2 separate regions of the Homo sapiens genome follow, and region 1 is linked to region 2. Evidence: chromatin loops called from intact Hi-C (ENCODE). Cell type or tissue: GM12878. All regions are shown on one strand.

Region 1 (8,000 bases), 220 kb before region 2:
AACATATTTATTTATTTTACCACTTTAAGAATTCTAAATAATAGTAACCAATTCATATGTAACCAATATTTCCACAGATATTCCTTATACTTACATATATAGAAAACATAGTTTCTACATAAAATTTGCAATTCATATGCCCTTTCCACTGTAAAAACCTTAGGTAAATGTGTATTGGCAATAAAAACAATGACCCCTACTTAATTTTACTGGGATGTATAGTTTCCATTAGTAACTAAACTGCGTTTTACAAAATTTCCCAATAAATCAGGGTAAAAGTTACAACACACAAAACAAAACCTAATCAAATAATGATTTTCCTTTGTAAAATCATTCATTTCTTAAGTATAGAACAGTAAAGGTTTTCAGCATTTTATTAACAACTTTTTTTTTGTATAAAAGTTTACATACTAATTTAGAATCTCATTTTCACCAGCTTAACCTACAAAGAAACACTCTGCAGTTTCAATGTAGTTATTTACTATTGTACCCAAGCACCATCTAGCATAACACTGAAGAGCTAATGAGATTGGGGACTTCCTAAATTTTGGATTTTGTATTCTTAAAGATGAAAGAAAACTTTTACCTCCAGAAGAGCATCAGCTGAATCATGAAGACAAAGGACCAGCGTTCCTACTCGGGCCATATTGTTGACATATGAAAAGGTAATCAAGAAAATAGATACAAGGTGGTGCAGGAACATAATGCCAAAGTCCTTGAGGAAAGAAGAAACATCCATATTAGAGTTTAGCAACATCACATTTCCATTTAGCCATTCAGCCACTGAACCAGTATTTACTGAGAACCTCCACAAACCTAGCACTGAGGATGAATAAGGTATGAATAACGTATAATTCTTATCCTCCAGGAGTCCATCACGTGTTGGGAGAGACACATAGGAGATCAGTGGAAGCCCAAGATCAAGGCTCTGGCAGATTTGGTATCTGGAGAGGGCCCACTTCCTTGTTCATAGATGGTGACTTCTAGCTGTGTCATCATATGGCAAAAAGGGCAAAGCACTTCTTTAGGGTCACAGGAGATAGGAGGACATCAGTGACTACCAAGAATGCGATCAATGCCAGGACAAAGACCATATCACAAAGAGTGCTTTGTACCAAGCCAAATAATTTGAAGCTAAGGGAGAAATCACTACATAATTTCAAGAAAAGAAGGGCACTACTTGCATTTGAACTTTAGGAAGATCTTTGGGGCAACTGTACAGGTTTAACTGGACCACTTCTCTGACTACTAATGATTGGGGCTTCGGCAGGTATTGGCTGTGTCTTTGACCAGAGTGTGGCATCTATGAAGGGACAGTAGGTTAAGGTCAGAGGAAAAGGGCATCGTATGGCTCCCAGCCTGGGCAGTCCACTGCCTACAGAAGGGTTGATAAGCCACATAGCAAGGTTTAAGGTGGTGCTATGGTCTAAATATTTGTGTGCCCACCAAATTCATGTTAAAATCTTAATGCTCAAGGCGATAATATTAGGAGGTGGGGTATTTGGGAGGTAATTAGGGCATGAGGCCAGAACCCTCATGAATAGGGTTAGTGCCCTTGTAAAAGGGACCCCAGAGAACTGCTTTGCCCCTTCCACCATACGAAGACACAGCTAGAAGCACCATCTATGAATCAGGAAATGGGCCCTCATCAGATACCAAATCTGCCAGAGCCTTGATCTTGGACTTCCCAGCCTCTGGAACTATAAGAAATCAATTTCTGTTGTTTACAGGACTCCAAATCTACAGTATTTTGCCACAGCAGCCCAAATGGATTAAGACGGGGGTGATTGTTTTCTGTTATCTCAGATTTCTTGGAATGTGCATCTCGGTGTTAGCATCCTTCTCCCAGAATACGCCTGTTGGGATACTCAAATAAGAATCCTACCATGTTGGCTCTTCTGATAGGACCTACACAAACAAGCTCTGAATTTTTAAAAATTGTTTTATGTTAGATTCAGGGGGGTACATATGCATGCTTGTTACTTAGGTATACTGCATACTGGTGGGGATTGAAGCCCTGAATTTTAATCATTATCTGTCCATAGACATTAGAAAAAAATATATTTTGCAGAAATAACAGTAAATTGACCATCCTTATTTTGGTCGGCTTCAAGGGAACCTCATCTTGGCCTCAGTGAAGATTGTTTTTTTCTGATATTATCTCCTGACCATCTGGACATGGTTTGTTGTGATATGGAATTTCTGTTGCTTAGAAATATAGTGTCTCTTTTACTCATACTTTTATCTAATCTATATATCTCTCTCAGAGTAAGTCTGAATTTCTTTGAGACTTAAATGCCAAGACTGACCCTAATGTTGCTCTATTTGAAGCCTCTGGAGGAAGAGGTCTATTCCCCATAGACTCTTCATCTAGGGTAGATTTATTTGAATCTCTCTCTCTCTAGGGGAGACAGCAAGAAAATGAAAAGCATATCCGAAAACTGACGTATGAGCACATCGTGATTATGAAAAAGCACAACATGTAGGTTAAATCTAGGGGAGTAAACCTAAATTTTTATCTTGAAAAGTCAATATTCATATGGTCATTTATTCATTAAAAATAGTGATTGAGCATTTACTATGCTCTAGACAGTTCTAGGCTTTGAGGATGAATAAGTAAGCAAACTAGACAACTACTTTTGCCCTTGTGGAACCTGTATAATCTAGTAGGGGAGAACAGACAAAAAATATAAGTAAATGATCTCTTATAGTAGAAGGTAAAAATGTGCTATGGGGGAAAAAGAAGCAATCATGAGAAGGGTGAGGAGTCCTGGTTGCTGGGGGAGATAGACTATAATAGTACACAGAGGGGCTAGACCAGGGCAGGCTTCTCTAAGAAGGTGACTTAAAGATGATGAGGAAGCTAGTCTTACAGAGAGATGGGGAGAAAATATTCAAGCCAGAGAAAACAACCAAGGCAAAGGCATTACCCGTCACACTCTTTCTATCCTGATGTGTTCAAGGAATAGTGAGGAGGTGAGTGTGGCTGGAGTCAAGTAAGAAGCAGAGACGTGTAGAAGCCAGAGCAGCAACATTACAGATTGTAAAAATTAGTAGCTTCTTCTTATCTATTACCACTATTTAAAAAGATATTTTAACTTTGTTGAATAAAAAGTAATCACGCTACTATTTAATCCCTGATATGTAACTGTTCTACGTAGCATTTGTATTCAGATATAAATTGGGAGGTTAAGGGTCAAGAATAAAATTATTTCTGGGGTTGTAAGGACTTAATTTTATCTATCATACTGGAAAAGGTACAAAGCACTTATAAGTACTCTCTAATACTACTTGTAGTCATGAAAATGAAACAGGGCTAGGTTTTTATTCTTACAGATGTCTTCATAAACTCCATCCTACAACATTCCCTTGGGACTATTCCTGTTTGTTCTGAGAATCAGTGTGGGTGACAGTGCTAAGGTTGGTGGATGTTCAGCCAAGCTGAACATCTGGTTTACAAAGGCAACAGAAACCAGATTAGGTAGACTTCTCAGTTCCTTGTGAATTCGACTTAATCTTCTACCCAAGGGGAAGGAGGAGGCCCCTAGTGGTGTCTCTTTTTCTGAACTGCCTTGTACTTTTCCTCTGTAACCCTTTAGCTCTCATGGCTCCTGCCCTGGTTCCTGATTCACTGGGTGACAGCCACTTTCTTCTGGACCCCCACTTACCTATCCTGGACCCTCACTTACCTATCCACCTTTCCACAACTCAGAGAGGCCTCTGTCTCTAATTTCTATTCTCCAATTCAGTTATTATTTTTTTGTTTGGTTTGTCTGTGGTTAAGGCAATTTCTATTTTAAACATAAGTGCAAGAATGTTAAAACCAGGGTCTTATCGACAGGACCAGACTACTGAAAAATATAGGTGTCTTGAACAATTATGGAACATCTATTTCATAACAGCCAATTTGTAATCCAACTCTTATTAATTTTGTCATTTTTGGTAGGGGTAATTTCCTAACTATACTTTTTTTTTTTTTTTTTTGAGACAGTCTCGCTCTGTCACTCAGGCTGGAGTACAATGGTGGGATCTCAGCTCACTGCAACCTCCGTCTCCTGGGTTCAAGCCATTCTTGTGCCTCAGCCACCCAAGTAGCTGGGATTACAGGTGTGAGCCACCACGCCCAGCTAATTTTTGTATTTTCGGTTGAGACGGGGTTTCACCATGTTGGCCAGACTGGTCTCGAACACCTGACCTCAAGTGATGCACCTGCCTCAGCTTCCCAAAGTGCTAGGATTACAGGCTTGAGCCACTGAGTCTGGCTATCTATACAATTAAGAGACTGGATCAGGTTATTTTTATCCTGTCAGTTCTATAATTCTAGGCTTCATAGCCACAGTGATTAAGTAATACTTTAAGTCTTTACTAATTTCATATTTGTGTATATGTGGCGGGGAGCGAGTGTGGGAGAGCCCACACATGCACCCTCTTTATTTAGCAGCTGAGTAGCTGGTGATGTCACTACAGGTTGGGGTTTCAAAAGTCAACTTCAACAACTTTAATTGCTTAAGTGATTCTGTCTACAGCTTAGTGAACATGTCCAGAGGTTATTTTCTACCCTGGAAAGTGCCTAACATTTATGGACAACCATACATATTGATTTACTGCTAGGATAAACAGTATATTAGTTTCCTAAATGAGGTCAGATAATTTAAGAAATGAAGTGCAACGATTTCTCTTATTTTCAATTAACCTAGTCTCCAAACAGCATGACACATTGATGGTAGATTCCACTGTCAGGGGAAACATGCGTCTTCCAACAGTTAATTCTAACTGCCCATGGCAGAACTGAGCATTGAGAATGCAGTGGCCTAAGAACCTACCACTATATTCCTTCCTCTAGACTCACATTTACATCTAGTTCTCAGCTCACTGGCAGAAGAGAAATGATGACCATACTCTGAGTTTAATAAGTGATTATGTACAGGTGCAACTTACCAGTTTTACCTACTTCTGAAATTCTGATGTCTTTGCAGTTAGTACCTAAGGTTTTCTTAAGTCATTAAAGTTAGACAATACCAAAATGCCTTAGACATACAATAAAAATTGCACTGATAACATTTTCCACTGAAAGATAAAATCTGTTCTCTCCAAGCTGTTATTAGATTCCATCATGTGGAGTATAGTGTTCTACCAGATAATAACTACTTCAAAACAATGGATCCATTAACGTAGAGCTTACCTTTCAACTAATATTTTAAACTGTTTCCTAACCATAATCAAATGAAAACACACACTGCTTAATTCAGAAATTCACTGAGTTTATATTTGCTATGCTTAATACACAGATTTCAAAGTTTAACCAGCTGAATACCTAAAAAGAACAATATTTTCCACATTTTCTATTGTTCAGCTCTGAATGATTGCTCTTGGCTCACTGAAAGAGAACAAGGGTTTTTCTCTATTTAATTTTAAAATGAATAAATATAAATTGATTAAAACACTTATGGAGGATTAGTACCATTTTATAATTAAGTTTCCTGAGATGTATCTGATATAACATCAGTAAACAACCCAATGGCCTTGCCAATACAGCACGGCTCCTTTAAAAACAAGAGCCTTGTTTTTTAGACAAAATTTGCTTTGTAAAGATGTTTTTTGCATATAAATCACCTGGTCCTACAAAACATTTGTTTTATTACTGAAGGACTCACAGTTATGCCCGTGGCAGAAGACCAATTTTCATTATAGTCCTATCTGTATGAATATGAAAAAAGAATGAATAATGGATGTCACCTTTTACATTTCTGCTTCAGAACGCATTATACATAATAAAATACCTTTAATAAAGGCCATGTAATAATTATTTTATGTGTTACTAACATCCTCCTTACCCAACACATTTCTTTGAGTAGGCACTGAATCTGGTCCAAATAACCATTTTTAAACAAATTGCCAATTTGGATTTTATCAATGCAGGGTGGAAAACTTCCATCCTTATATTTGCAACTGCTGAAAGTGATTAGTGCACACATAGACACAGTCATGGCTGAAAGAACATTAGCATTTTAGGTTGAAATGTTTTCCTGCATTTTCTATAACTGCAATTAAAGAGAGAGACTGTGATTTCTTATTGGTCTTCAGACTGAAGACTGATGCCAAAGCCTTTATTCATAACAGACTGGCGTGGACACGTGCTTTACTTGTGTCCTCAACCTCCTGCTATTCTACCATATTGTTTCTGGACATACTCACAGCCATTATCAAGGGCTCCTTCTATGTTCCCTGCTTGATATTTACCCTAATGTTGACCTTTATTTCAGTAGCTTTGCCTATGTTAATTATCAGAGACAAGGGGGAAAAATCAAACATGGTCTTCACTCAAACTTCATTAGAAGTCTCAAATAAAAGAATTCAAGGAAGAGCCATCTATTTTAGTATTAAAAGCTGGTAAGTTAACGCTGTTTTTTCCTTATTACATTTTCAAATAGCATTTAGGGAACCTAGAAAAGTTTCTTAGTCTGTTCTGTGTAGCTTTCACATCAGAAATTCCTGGGTACAGGTAAAATTCCAGCTACCTGGGCTCCATCCCCAACTGTTAGAATGAAAATCAGCATCGTTAATTCGGTTCTCTAGGGGAATTTTATGTACAATAAAATATTAGCACCAAACATCCAGAGGGATCTACCTCTCATTGAGACACAGATCTGAACGTCTATATAATGGAACTCCCTTCACAATGATCAAGCTGTAGAGAATCTCTGAAATAATATTGTTTTCAGGAGGCACTACAAATTCATCTTGATGTACATGCCTTTACAAAAACAAAATTCACCCATTTTTCATTAAAAATAATACATACACATACATAAACAGGAACTGTTCCCCAAATTCTCATTGGCTGGATAATACATTAATTTTATGCAGTGTCTTCTGGGAATAATTTTTGCAACTGATTAAGAAAAACATTAGTGAACCTCTTTATAAAGGGAATTTAGAAGAGCAAGATTTTAATTAAAGCCTGATTTAGATGTGCACAGACATGAGGAATATGAAATACTTCTGAAGTGCAAGAAAAAAGGCTCTTCTCCCTTCGATGCAAATGACGCATATTAGCTTTCCTGAATTTAATAAAATTAATAAGTCTGTAATCTAACTAATATGAATAGAAGTCAGGTAATAGCACCAGGTTTATTCAATGAACTGATTTTCAGACTGTCTAGGAAACAGAAGAAGAGCAGCATAGCTTAAAGCTGATTTCATTTTATGGCAACTGCAGTAATAATAGAAACCCCTCATTAAAAAACAAACAAACAAAAAACAGTACTCTTATTTGAAATTTCAAGGCACATACAAATGTATATGACTTCTTACAGAGTAACATGCTTTTCTTTTTAGGGATCAATAACAAACAGTTTTCCTTTCTCTCTTGTGATTTTTCTGCCTTGGCATAAAACTCAGAATGCTGGCGGTAGAAGTGGACTTTAAGCATGTAACTTGGCAACATGCAAAAGAGAGTAGCTACTCAGTCTCCATCTCCATTTTAGAATGAATAAACAGATGGAGATGGTGAGGATTTCAGACAAAATTTACATACACCAAGAATAATCATAAGCAGCTTTTCCATTAAGGGAATATAAAAATATAATAGCTTCTCAGCCTTTGGAGATGGGTAAAGTCCTGATGATCAGGATGAATATATATAAAACCTCTTAAACAAAGAAAACCAAAACCCCCAAATGGTATACTAACAATCTTAATATTAAAACTAATGTGTGCAAATAAATCACAAAATACGTCCTTAAGGCAAAAATGAAATGTAGTACCAGAAATTCACATCAGAATAATTTGCTGCTTTGTCCTGTCTTATGGTGGTTTCTAGAATAAATAGCAGTACAACTTCTAAAGCTTTAATAATTTGGTTAAAAAACAAAACAAAGAAATAAAGGACTAAAAAATTGTGTAGGGTCTTAAGACAATGGCTAAATAATAAAAGTATATTTGGGGTGATTTACAGAAATCAGTTGATTCTGGGTCTCTCCCCAGTAGGCAATTTGAGG
Region 2 (8,000 bases):
AAGGAATCCAGGAGTAGCCAACCCAGAGATTCATTCCTTATCTATAAGGAACATCTGAACCCCTGGCCCACCCCACAGAATGCAAGCCATACAGGGAATCAAAGCCCTTTGTGTTGGGTTAAATGAAGATTGCCAGGTGGAGGTCACTAGGGGGAGAATGCTAAGTGAAAAAGCTATCGATATTCCATGCTTTTAACAAAGGGTAGTGGTTCTCCTGTCCAGCCTGCCACCACTGGAACACCCTGTATATAAGTCCCCTCAATCAACTCTATGACTCGTTCGCTGGCTCTGGGTCTCTTCTTCGGTCTCTTGAACATGGTGTCATCCCTAGTGAAGTCGATAGGGGGCCAGCAGGACACACTCAGCTCACTGGAAAGGGCTGACAAAGACCCATTTATTTTTTCCTTTGAAGATATTGAGAAACTGTTATTTATTTAACAAGCATTTACAGTGTTAGATATATGTTTTAATTTAAATACTAATTTATTTGATCCTCATCATAACCCAAAGAGATACACACCATTTTTATCCTCATTTCACAGATGATGAAACTGAAGCACAGAAAGGTTAACTAACTAGCCCAAAGTCGAAGAGCTAATAAACACGGAAGCTGAGGCAGTCTGAGTCCAGAGTTCGGGCTCTTAACCACTGCACTCTATAAAAGGCACAGAGCTAAGCACTGGGAATCTACCAGGGAGCAAGACAGACCCCATCTCTGTCCTCTCTGGATCTTACCTGCTAGCCAGGAAGGACTGGTAAAGAGCAGACCATATTAACAATGTAATTACAATTGCCAAAATGCCACAGTGGAAAAGTGATGGGGCAGCTGCACAAACACAAGGGTGAAGGACAAGAGAAACATTCCCTGAGCCCTCGACGATTCCTCCTACAACACTGGAAAATAACGAATAATATTCCATTGTAGAAAGGAGGCTCTTCTGGCTTAGCAAGAAGAGGTGAAAGACAGAGGCAGAATTCATCCTTAGTCTGTGCAGTCTTGACACCAGTCTGGCTGTTAGAAAAAACTTTCTCCTAGATCGCTTCCACCTGTCATCATTGTCATCTTTTTGCATTATATGTTATATATAATATATTGATATATTAATGTATATTATATTAATATATTACATTAATCTGTATGTTACATTATGAAAGGTTTAGGTATTTGTATTTATGTGGGTGTCTCACCAAATGCAGGAACCTGGTCTTATCACTTTGACAATAACCACCTAATACCAAGTACTCACCCACAATAAGACTGTAATACACATGTGGGTTATTGGTGTTCAGCTAAAATTGATTCCTATCATGGTTGATCTGAAGGCCATATTACATTGTTAATATGGTCTGCTCTTTACCAGTCCTTCCTGGCTAGCAGGTAAGATCCAGAGAGGACAGAGATGGGGTCTGTCTTGCTCCCTGGTAGATTCCCAGTGCTTAGCTCTGTGCCTTTTATAGAGCGCAGTGGTTAAGAGCCTGAACTCTGGACTCAGACTGCCTCAGCTTCCGTGTTTATTAGCTCTTCAACCCTGGGCTAGTTAGTTGATCTGCCCTACCTTGGTAGCTGAGGAGTTAAAAGAGTGAGTAGACAGGAGGCAGAAGAATAAACATACATCTCATGACTTCATTCCAAGAGCCTGTTAGGTGTTTTCACAAGTTACTTTATTTAAGTGGCTAGGAGAGATCAGATGTTTCAGATAAGGTGGATCTGAGAAGCTACTGGGGCTGATCTGAAAGAAAAAAAATTTTTTTTCATTTTAAAAGTACAATAAGGAAAATGGAATGCAACCAAAACATCCAGTTTCAAAAGAACAGAAATTTAGCATAAAAAATTATGTTTGCAAGGAGTTTGTAACAAATGGAGAAAAATTTATATTCTAATAATCTTCACATATTCAGAGAAAGAGCAAAGAATGACAGAAGTATACATTCTAAAAACAAGTAATAGTACTAATGGATCCCATTGAGAAGTAAAAAGAAGAAGATTAAGAGGAAATTTTAACACTCATTGTATACCACTCAATTGTTTCCTATACATAATTTAAAAATTAAAACAAAATTACATTTAGAGTCATTATGTATAAAAATGGTGAAAATGCTTAAGCTATAAAGTTACTGTGACAGGACAAACTTTTTAATACAAAATAATTTTAACTACATATTCCTCTCCCAATAAAAGAAACTAGAAAACTTAAACGTAAGACCTAAAATCATAAAAATCTTAGAAGAAAGCCTAAGCAATACCATTCAGGACATAGGCATGGCCAAAGACTTCATGACTAAAACACCAAAAGCAATGGCAACAAAAGCCAAAATCGACAAATGGGATCTAATTAAACTGAAGAGCTTCTGCACTGCAAAATAAACTATCATCAGAGTAAACAGGCAACCTACAGAATGGGAGAAAATTTTTGCAATCTATCCAGCTGACAAAGGGCTAATATCCAGAATCTACAAAAAACTTACACAAATTTACAAGAAAAAAACAACCCCATCAAAAAGTGGGCAAAGGATATGAACAGACACTTCTCAAAAGAAGACATTTATGTGGCCAACAAACATGAAAAAGAGCTCATCATCACTAGTCATTAGAGAAATGCAAATCAAAACCACAATGAGATACCATCTCACACCAGTTAGAATGGTGATCATTAAAAAGTCAGGAAACGACAGATGCTGGAGAGGATGTGGACGAATAGGAATGCTTTTACGCTGTTGGTGGGAATGTAAATTAGTTCAGCCATTGTGGAAGACAGTGTGGCAATTCCTCAAGGATCTAGAACTAGAAATACCATTTGACCCAGCAATCCCATTACTGGGTATATACCCAAAGGATTATAAATCATTCTACTGTCAAGACACATGCACACGTATGTTTACTGCGGCACTGTTCACAATAGCAAAGACTTGGAACCAACCCAAATGCCCATCAATGATAGACTGGATAAAGAAAATGTGGCACATATACACCATGGAATACTATGCAGCCATAAAAAAGGATAAGTTCATGTCCTTTGTAGGGACATGGATGAAGCTGGAAACCATTATTGTCAGCAAACTAACACAGGAACAGAAAACCAAACACCACATGTTCTCACTCGTAAGTGGCAGCTGAACAATGAGAACACATGGACACAGGGAGGGAAACACACACTGGGCCTGTTGGGGGGTGAGGGGCTAGGGGAGGCGATAGCATTAGGAGAAATACCTAATGAGTTGATGGGTGCAGCAAACCACCATGGCACGTGTATACCTATGTAACAAACCTACACGTTCTGCACATGTATCCCAGAGCTTAAAGTATAATTTTTAAAAAAAAGAGAAGCTAGAAAACTTGAACACTATTAACCATAGTTCCATAGTTAACCCTAAGGAGTCAGTTTCTACTTTCTTACTGTGTCTACTTTCCTATTGTTTAAAGTATTTACAATAAGCATTTATCACTTTCATTATTGAAAAAAAAACAAAGATTAGAAAAGAACAAATAGCACAGAAAATATACTAATATGATAAGTGGCAGGATTACAGTTGTTTTGCTGACTCCTAAATATAAAGTCAAATATAAAGAAGCCAAGACTGTCACTTGGAAATGATTAAGTTCAAAGTAAAAACTAAGACTGCTTTTAATGAAAAACAGCCAAACATGGGCGCAAAGCCCTATATGAACAAAGGAAGAAGCACTCCTTAGTTTTAAGTATTTTTAACCTAATCCTCTTTCCTTCCTCATATTCTTCTTTTGCAGATGTGGTAACCCTGTTTTCTTTCAAACAGTCATTTGGAAAGAGAAGCTGACAATGGCAGTTTGCTGGAGCCAGGTCACAGACTCCATCCTCAGCGTGACTGTCAACTGCCTGCAGACAATGAGGCTCTTCCCTCACCTCTTTGGCACTCCTTGCTTCTAGGCTTCCCAGTTCTTTTGGGACTTTCGTTTTTCCCCTCAGAAAATGTTACCTGCCTCCCCAAAGTATGAATACAAAGTACATCTCACAAAACAGTGAAAAGAAGAAAATTGCTGTTTTAAGTTAGCCCGATGTCAAAGTGTCACTTGGTAGCAAAATATGGATCTTCTTTGCAAACTCTGCGGGGAAGGTCTGTTGACATTATACACACTATCATCATATATTCTCTCCTTTGAGGTATAGACGTACTTTGTAAAGCAGAAACAAAAGAAAAGCAGGGAGCCCCAGTTCCTCTCTGATAGTAAGCCCAGTAGAGCCTCTCTCTCTCTCTCGCTTTTTAAAACTAAAAGCTCTGGCCACAAAAAGAGCTGAGTGCCTGGGACAGAGATGAGCAACAAAGGGAAGTATGGGTTGTGACCTGAGTGAGAAAAGTCATATCCTGTAAACTTAGCAGAAGCATGTGCTCGATACTCAACAGCTACCAAAATAATACAAAGAGCAACAACTGAGGACTGAAATGTTAACAAGGTGAATTCTGGAGGAGTCAAATGTAAAGAAATGATCTACAAGGAGATGAGTTTCCAGTTTTGTTTTGTTTGGTTTTGTTTTTTCTTTTATTCTGGCAGCTATGTCCTGGAGCAGGACCCAGTCACAGAGCCCCACTATACAGCAGAGCAGCAGGACAGCAGCCTGAGCCACTCATACTCCAGGAAACCCAGTCTTTATGACCACAGGAACCTGGAAAAGGAGCCCTCACAGGCCAAAGAGGATGGGGGAATCACGGAGAGAAAGAAAATGGAGAAGCGAATCCCCTAATTCTGAACATGAATCAGCACAATTCCTGGCTTCACCCTAAGCTGTGCATGCATGACACAGATCTAGAACAGTATAGCAACAGCTATAAGAACTGAACTAAGTCTAGAAACCACTGCCCCTGAGAGGCACACACGGGACAGACCCAGAGTTGCATCACAAAGGCTTTGAAACCTGAACTGAGATTAGTACCACTTGCCACAAGAAGGTGAGACAGAAATATAACCTGAATCTAGCTGGGTTTATTGCCTGCTAAAAGAAATTTTAAAAGATCAACATTATTTAGAAGATTAGAACAGGACCCAGAATCTATACCACATAACATACACAATGTCCAGGATACAATCCAACATCATTCCACATACGAAGAACTAGGAAAATATGATCAGTTCTTAGGGAAAAAAGCAATCAGATTCCAACTCTGAGAAACCCAAAGGACAAATATTATAAATATCCTCCATGGTGATATGGAATGAATGGAAAGACAGAAGTTCTCAACAGAAAAATTAAAACTAGAAAAACAAGTGCATATTGTGGAAATAAAAATATAATATCTGAAATAAATTCATGGGATAGCTCAAGTCAAAATATATATATAACCGAAGAAAGAGTAAGTGAACTTGAAGAGTCAGTGAAATGATCCAATATGAGGAACAAAGAAAAAAAAATTTGTTGAGACAAATGAGCTGAGCCTCAAAGACCTGCAGGAAAATATCACAAAGTTCTAGCATTCATGTCACTGGTTTTCCAGAAAAAAAAAAAAAAAAATTGGTGGAGAAACTATTTGAAGAAATAATAGCCCAAAACTTCCCACTCATTAAAAGACACAAATTTACAAATGCAAGAAGTTCACAAACCCCAAACAGAATAAGCTCAAAAATAGTCACACTTAGTCAACTGCTTAAAAGCAAAAATAAAGTATTCACAATGGCTAAAGTTACACATTATTACAGAGGAAGAATGGTTTGAATTACTGAAAACTTCACATCATAAACCAAGCAGGCAAGAAATCAATAGAAAAACATCTTTAAAATGCTGAAGGAAAAAAATCCACCAACCTAAAATTCCATATCCATCAATAACATCCTTCAGGAAAGAAAGCTAAATAATGGTATTTTTAGATGGAGGAAAATTAAAAGTATTCATTTTCAGCAGACTTGCTCTACAAAAAGCTAAGGAGCGTGCTTCAGGCTTAAGGGAAATAACCTCAGAAAGAAATTGGAATCTTCACAAAAAACAGAAATAATAAATATCTCGGTAAATATAGAAGACTACTTTCCCTTAAGTTCTTTAAAATTTATATGATTGCTGAAAGCAAAATGTGTAACACTGGTGGGGTTTCAATGTATGTAGATGTAATATACATCATGATTATAACCTACAGGTAAGTGGGGAAGGATAAAGGAAACTCTATCATAAAGAGTCTACATTTTACTTAAAGAATATAACATTAACTCTTGAGTAGAGTGTGAAAGTTTTGGTGTATTATATTATAACTCCCAGAGCATTCACCAAAAAAAAATTTTTTTAAAGATAGCAAAATAGCTAATATGGAATATTAAGAGGGAATGCTAAAAAGATTCAAATAACCCAAAAGACAGAAAAAGGGGGAAGAAACAAATAACTGAGGGAATACACGGAAAACAAATAACAAAATGGTGTGTCTAAATCCAATCATGTCACTAACTATATTAAACAAAAATGATCTAAACACACCCATGAAAAAAGATTTTTCAAAATTACAAGAACCAACTATATGCTGCCTACAAGAAACCCATTTTAAATACAAGTCCTACACAGATTAAAAGTAAAGGATGAAGAAACTACGTCATATAATAATCAAAATAAATCTATTAATACATTAATATATAGATTGGCTATATTAATTTCATCCAAAATCCTATTCTTGTTTTTCCCAATTTTTCATTCCTCTATGCTAACATATTTATACATAGTGGCTATTCCTTCTTTACTCAGAAAAACATTACCAGAGTATTAAGCTGTGTTCATCAACAATTTATAAAATATATCAACATATCCCTTCACTTTATGAACTTACCATCTAAGACAATATAATGCAACAGTTATTTTAAAAACAAAAGCAAAATATAGCAAATAGATCTAAAACACTGCATGTTTGACAAAGGTGCTAAATTCCTATATACACAGGATTGTATAAGCTTTAGGAATGGCATGGCATCCTCACTAACAGTTACAACTGGGCCAGGGCAGTGGTTAATGCCTGTAATCCCAGTACTTTGGGAGGCCAAGGTGGGAAGATCACTTGAGGCCAGGAGTTCAAGACCAACCTGGGCAACATGGCAACACCCTGTCTCTACAAAAAAAAATTTAAAAATTAACTGGATGTCATGGCACACACGTCGCCCAGCTACCTGGAGGCTGAGGCAGGAGGACTGGTTGAACCCAGGAGTTTAAGGCAGGATGATTGGCTGAGCTATGATTGTGCTCCAGCCTAGGTGACAGAATGAGATCCTGTCTCTTAATAAAAATTAAAATTAAAAAATCAAAAGTAATAGCTTATGTGGTTTAGAGAATACTAAGGAAAACACATAAAAGTAGCTTAAGAAAAAAATATATTTTCAGAAGCAACTAAATGTAGATTTTGGGTAAGCAAGCCTAAAGTAAGCATAAGGTTATACAGTATACAGATAAGCCTCTTATAATTGTATGAGACTTATAAAGATTAGCAATAGCATTAAATGGATCACTGAGTCTTACACCTTGATGAAAATAATGTTTTGGGGGTTATACCTGACAGATGTCCTTCCAATTAATATTTTGACCCAAATATTCTCTCTATGAAATTGCAGCCTTGGAGGCACTCCACCTCTCTGCCAGTCATTTCTTTAAAATAGTAGAGGAGAGAGACAAGGAGATTAAGCAAGGGAAGGAAAATTCTACAATGGAAATTCATCAGTTGTCTAAGACCCATGGATCAGAGTCTTCAATGAAAACTGCAGTTATAGTTAAAACTATAGGAATAGATAAATAAGGAGAAAGAATAAAATGAAGACATAGAAAAGAACTGCACCCTGCAGTACAAGTGGATCATCAATACCCTTCCTCACCTTGTGTGTTTTAACATACATTTTGTGATGTGATTTAAAAACAAAAACAAAATCATTCTGCTGCAGGTAAGAGGAATATTATTTCTATTTTATAAATGAGGCAACAGACAGACAAAAAGTGCTTTATCAATATAGCACCCCTCACCTTTATGATGCAGTTCATTCCTGGAAGTCACACTGAAAAAAAAATCATTAAGTG

Evidence for each region. A loop is a pair of places that touch in the nucleus more often than their neighbours do. Peaks named below come from ENCODE experiments on the same cell type or tissue, not always from the same donor. Only the 100,000 strongest peaks of a DNase experiment are listed, where the experiment ranks them.
Region 1: a loop joins it to region 2, with 3 times the contacts of the local background. A loop is called at or near these places in 3 of 110 quality-filtered maps.

What each region holds. Positions count from the first base shown.
Region 1 is chr2:168,707,716-168,715,715 of GRCh38, reverse strand. CERS6 (ceramide synthase 6) reads right to left here. Exons shown (of 10, transcript NM_203463.3): 7 at 587-715. Among named protein-coding and RNA genes, the nearest start is that of CERS6-AS1, 75 kb to the left of the region's middle. In GM12878, a CTCF peak has its summit at 3,522; DNase peaks (open chromatin) are centred at 3,455 and 3,757; H3K27ac peaks cover 1,106 bases.
Region 2 is chr2:168,486,952-168,494,951 of GRCh38, reverse strand. The region is part of intron 1 of CERS6 (ceramide synthase 6); the gene reads right to left. Among named protein-coding and RNA genes, the nearest start is that of CERS6, 35 kb to the right of the region's middle. RefSeq lists an enhancer at 4,377-4,766. In GM12878, no CTCF peak of the experiment used is centred here; DNase peaks (open chromatin) are centred at 3,797, 4,301 and 4,751; H3K4me3 peaks cover 2,252 bases; H3K27ac peaks cover 4,098 bases.